Regions from separate parts of the Homo sapiens genome. Here region 2 is linked to region 1. A link is a loop called in an ENCODE intact Hi-C map of the cell type or tissue named here. Cell type or tissue: endothelial cell of umbilical vein. All regions are shown on one strand.

Evidence for each region. A loop is a pair of places that touch in the nucleus more often than their neighbours do. Peaks named below come from ENCODE experiments on the same cell type or tissue, not always from the same donor. Only the 100,000 strongest peaks of a DNase experiment are listed, where the experiment ranks them.
Region 2: a loop joins it to region 1, with 3 times the contacts of the local background. A loop is called at or near these places in 1 of 110 quality-filtered maps.

What each region holds. Positions count from the first base shown.
Region 1 is chr6:53,733,906-53,736,405 of GRCh38, reverse strand. All of the region lies in intron 1 of LOC124901334 (a long non-coding RNA gene), which reads right to left. Among named protein-coding and RNA genes, the nearest start is that of LRRC1, 60 kb to the left of the region's middle. RefSeq lists an enhancer at 1,004-2,203. In endothelial cell of umbilical vein, a CTCF peak has its summit at 1,193; a DNase peak (open chromatin) is centred at 1,715; H3K27ac peaks cover 1,750 bases.
Region 2 is chr6:53,856,519-53,859,018 of GRCh38, reverse strand. All of the region lies in intron 2 of LRRC1 (leucine rich repeat containing 1), which reads right to left. Among named protein-coding and RNA genes, the nearest start is that of LRRC1, 63 kb to the right of the region's middle. In endothelial cell of umbilical vein, no CTCF peak of the experiment used is centred here; a DNase peak (open chromatin) is centred at 1,158; H3K27ac peaks cover 1,316 bases.

The DNA of each region.
Region 1 (2,500 bases):
AAATTTTTATTTATTATGCTAGAACATAATTAGTAGTTATTCGAGTGAGCACAGACAGAATTACATAAAAACAACAGGTGCAAGAACTCCTAGATAATTTCATTAATTGCAGAGGCTCTATGGATTTGGAGCAAGATGTCTAAAATACCCCAGAAGCAGGTGTTCTAGGTCTTCTTATGGCTCATGTGGGCACTTGGAGGTATTTGATGTGGTAGATAACAGCTTGCTTAAAGACAAGGCTGAATAGGACAGCTGTCAAGGGCATTAGTGGTATGTGATGGGTGAGGACTGGAGAATACAGAAGGTATAATCAGAGTCCCACCAGGGCCAACTCTGGCTAAGCTGGTTTCTGTGTTCTCAGAACCCTCTGTCTGCTCTGGTTTCTCACTGGGGTTTCCTGTGCTTTCCGCCCGCCAACCGAATCACATTGCCTTTCCGTCTAGGTGCTGCTTCCTCCTCTTCTCATGGCTAACTCTTTCTCATGATTTAGGGTTCAGCTCAACTGTTACTTCTTCATGGAGGCTGATGCCTCCCAGTCTTCATCTTAAAAGTGTGCAGCTTTTATCACCGTCTATAACTATGTTACTTAATCATCTGTTTATTATTCACCGTGTGCTACAGAAGATGATCTTGATGAGAAGAAACTGCATGTTACCCAACAGTTTCTGGGTCATAGGCATGCATCAGGTAACTGATGAATGAATGAATGAATGAATGAATGAATGAATACATTAATCTCCAAGATTCCTTCAGTTTACGATATTCTGCTTGACTATCTAGTCCCTCAAAAGGCATTACCTTTCCCCTGTATTATCTCAAGCACCCTATTATAACTTTTTGAGTTAGTAGCATGTTCACCAAGGCTAATCCTCTTTAGCATGTTAGCCAGCTATGATGGCCACATTTTCACATAACAAGATGATTTCACCAAGTTAAAAACTTCTTTGGGATCTATTCGTAAAAGTATATATAAGAGTTTACATTTCTAACAATATAGAAAAATGTAGAGCCTCCATTATAAAACATCTAGAAATGTTGGAAAAAAATATACAAAACATACTTTTAAAAGCACTGACTTTATAAGATAGTACAAGAAATGTTCAGGAGCTAAAATTGAAACAGGTCACAAACCAGAGCAGTACAGAGACAGGAAGCCTGCGGTTGTCCTGGGAGGGAAGTGGGAGACAGGAAGGGGGCGCCATCGCACTAGCTCAGAGCCAATGCATGCGTGGAGATGGCAGATGAGGTCCTGGCTCCACACATATATAAGGCTGGGAGCTGGAACTGAAACACCAGTAGGGGACTCTTGAAGGACTCTATTTTCAGTAATAGAGAGGTCCTTAAATAAATCCACCCACTGACAGGGAGATGACAAGGTATTTTGTTTATTTCAGTCTGGGTTCTGAGTGAGGAAAAAGAAAGTCTGCCCTGAGTGTTCCTGATCAAGACCTGCCCCCACGTGGATTCAGGGCTTATCTTTTATAGCTCAAGAACTCTCAATCAAGCAATTCATGTAAAAATGAAGCCTGGTTTTCTACCCATGGGGCATTCGACGGAGGCAGTTGTAAAACTTTGCTGCAGAATCACACCTTCGATCCAGGCCTCACAGGATCCTCACAGTTAAAGGCTCAGTGTTGATAAATTCGCAATCTATATTTATGAAACACTCAAGCTACCAGGAGCAAGAGGCAGCAGATACCACAAACAGCATGACTGGATACCTAGGAATTTCCGGTGAGTCAGACATAGGCAATAAAACAGGTATCTTTAGAATGATTAAAGACGTAACACAATAAAAAAAAAAAGGAGAAAAATGCAACTGCAAAGTTGACGGAATAAACAAACACAGTGCTTAGAAAAGAAAAGTATATTCATTGAAGCTGAAAACTTAATTGACGCATTAGAAAGAGCAAAGGAAGCTGGAAGATAACATTAGCTGGAATAGCATTAGTTGGAATATGCAACTGGAGTAAGCATTAGCAAACTGGAAGATAGCTCTGAGCATGAATTCCAAAGAGATTGAGACAAAAAACATGAATAAAAAGGGAGAGATGTAGAGGATAAAATGAAAAGATGTCCAGTAAAAGTTCCAGAAGGAAAACATGGAAAAAATGAGGAAGAGGCAAAATTTGAAGATGCAATGACTAAATTGTCTAAAATTTTTGAAACATAAATTGTCTGATTCACAAAGTTTAAAAAGTCCTGATCAAGAAAAATAAAAATAAGTTCATTCCTAGTGTCAACAACAAAACAAAATGTAATGAAACAACAAAATGTCAAAGACAAAGATCTTCATAAGCAAAAAGTCAGTTAACCAAAATGAACAATAATTACATTGATATAAGCAACACTGTAAGTGTACTAATATCTTTGAGATGCATAGTTATCAAACTAAAGTTCTATGCCCAACTAAACCATCATTAAATAATAATAACAATTGAGAGTGCACCCCTAAAGGACCCTACTAGTAGATGCAATTCAGGAAGAACAAGGCTGACCT
Region 2 (2,500 bases), 120 kb before region 1:
GCGTAGTAAGTTTCTAGACTGTATAGAAGTAATATAAGAACTAATTAAAAGATGTGATATTTATAATACATTTTAAGTTCTTTAAAAGAAGCATTTTAAAAACTTAAAATATATTACAAATATTACATCTTATAATTCCATGGAAGTGCTACACCCATCATCTCTGATTTATTCTCTGCCAGTCATCTACCAGTTTCTAAATGAGATTAACTTTATCTACATAATTCAATAAATCTGTGCCTCTAGCAGGATAAAGGGGCTGTAAACCCCATACCTTGTCACACAGCACCATCCATATAATAAGCATTCCTACAAATCAAAAAGTGACAAAAATGGTGCTCTCCTCTTGTATCCAGTTTATCTCTAAAATTACAGTGAAAGGGATGGAAACAATGGTCCCAAGGGCAAAGCCTAAAAAATCACTCCATTCACTCATTCTTTCATTTATCTGATTATTTAAGCAACTGATATATGATGGGCCCTGATTATTTATGTCAGGCCATGTGGCAGAAGGTAAGGAGGCAAAGATGAATACAAGAGGGACAGTCTCTGGCCACTATGATCTCATAACACAGAGGGGGAGAGGGTTATCATAAAAATAAGCCCAATACAGTGTGACACCAACATTGGCAACCCTCCACCAGGGCAGGGAGAGTCTGGAAGTGGGAAGGGCAGTCTGTTGACTTTTCTTTTACTTGCCTCCATTGACTTTTTCTAATGACCATATATTGCTTTTATAATTAAAAAAAAAAAATCCCAAAGTGAAATAAACTTGGAAACACAATGAGATAAATGCAATTAGTAGAGTCTTAGAAGGAGGGACTACTAACTGCCTGTGGTTCTCAACACTTAACATGGAATAACATACCTGAAATGGCCAGAGACCACCCTGGTCCTAACCATGGCCAACGACCAGACTCCAGAAGGAGATAATTGGTGACTAGCTACTCCCACCTTTTGCCTACTGGGTCTGCCTTGTAGTGGCAACAGCAATGCCTGGATGGCTTACACCCATGCCAGACGCTGATCAAACATGTACACATTATGAGCAGAGTGTTATGAAATTCCTCCATTAATTATATCATTGTTAGCTGTCCAAGACACATACCACCAGAATAATTGCTCACATCCCTTAGAACTGGCAGATCCAGCAGGAAACAGTGATCGCTGCTGTTTCCTCAAGGTAATTGTGGATATGTTTCAAGCCTTCCTCTGATCTTTCAAAAACAGTCAAGGGAAAAAGCATAAAACAACAAGCAATGTGGGCTGTGAACCACTTTTGACACTGTCTTTGGTGTCACAGATGACCTCCCAAATGCCAGATCCAACGGAAACTTTTCAGTGCACGTTTATTGACTACTCTGCCCCCATTTTACACCACAGCCCTTCTGAATGTGCTGCCCTGCCTTAAGTTCCATCATAAAAGCTCTCGAGAATTTCTTTGTTTCCCTGCCTGTTGCTTCCCAGTCTCTTACTCAAGTTTCTTTTCACCAGTCCTTTAACAATGGTGCTTCCCAAGGTTCTGCCTTTCTATAGGTTATGCCTGGGCAGTTTCACCGATGACAACGCTTCATCCATTAATCTGCACAGTAGCTCCAGCCCATGCAATCAGTCACCTCCATAAGGTTTAAAGTGATGACCTCTGCTCTGTCGTTCTGTTGCTTGGCTCCCACACTACCAGTCCCCACTGCTGACCAGTCTTCCTGCTGTTCCTTCTCAGAATCTTACAAGGGCCCCTCTTTCTCTGCTTTCCCTTGAGCAGGGATATTCTGCAAGCTCATCTGCCTTTCCAATTCCATGTCCTCTCCCTGACTGACTTCATTCCTACCTGTGGCTTGAACCATCACCGACAGATGGATGACTCTCAAACCTGTATCTCCTATTAAAGTTTCTCCCCTGAGCCTCAGAACTTTATATTCATCTGCCTACTGAACAGCTCCATCTAGATACTCCAACGGCATCTCACCCTCCACATGTCCACAGATAAACTCATCTTTTACCCTCAGACCTGATCATTTCTTCAGCCTCTCCCATCTTACCTGTGGTGGGAAGTGGGAACTTATCCAGACCCAAAACCTCTCCCTCCCGCTCCAGCAAGCTACCAGCTAGTTGTCCTCATGCCTGGTCCAAGATCTTCTCTTCTACTGATCCCCTCTCAAGGCCCTCCACCCCTGACATAGATGCCTGGCCTCCCACATCCAGGCTGTCCTTAATCGACTTCATGCTCCCTGCTAGGGCCAGGGTGATATGTGAGCCATTCCCCTGCCTGAAACCCTTTCATGATTCCCCACAGCTTTCAAGAAAATATTCCTTAGCAAACACACAAGCCTTTTGTGATCTTGCTGTCATCTCCCTCTCTAGCTTCATCTCTTTCCACCGGCTCCAGTAATTTCTTGCATTTCCCCAAATTCATCATGCTATTTCAAACCTTCAGACACACATTCATGTTATTTCATCTGCCCAGAAATGACCTTCTGAGACAAATGCAGATATTTGTCTC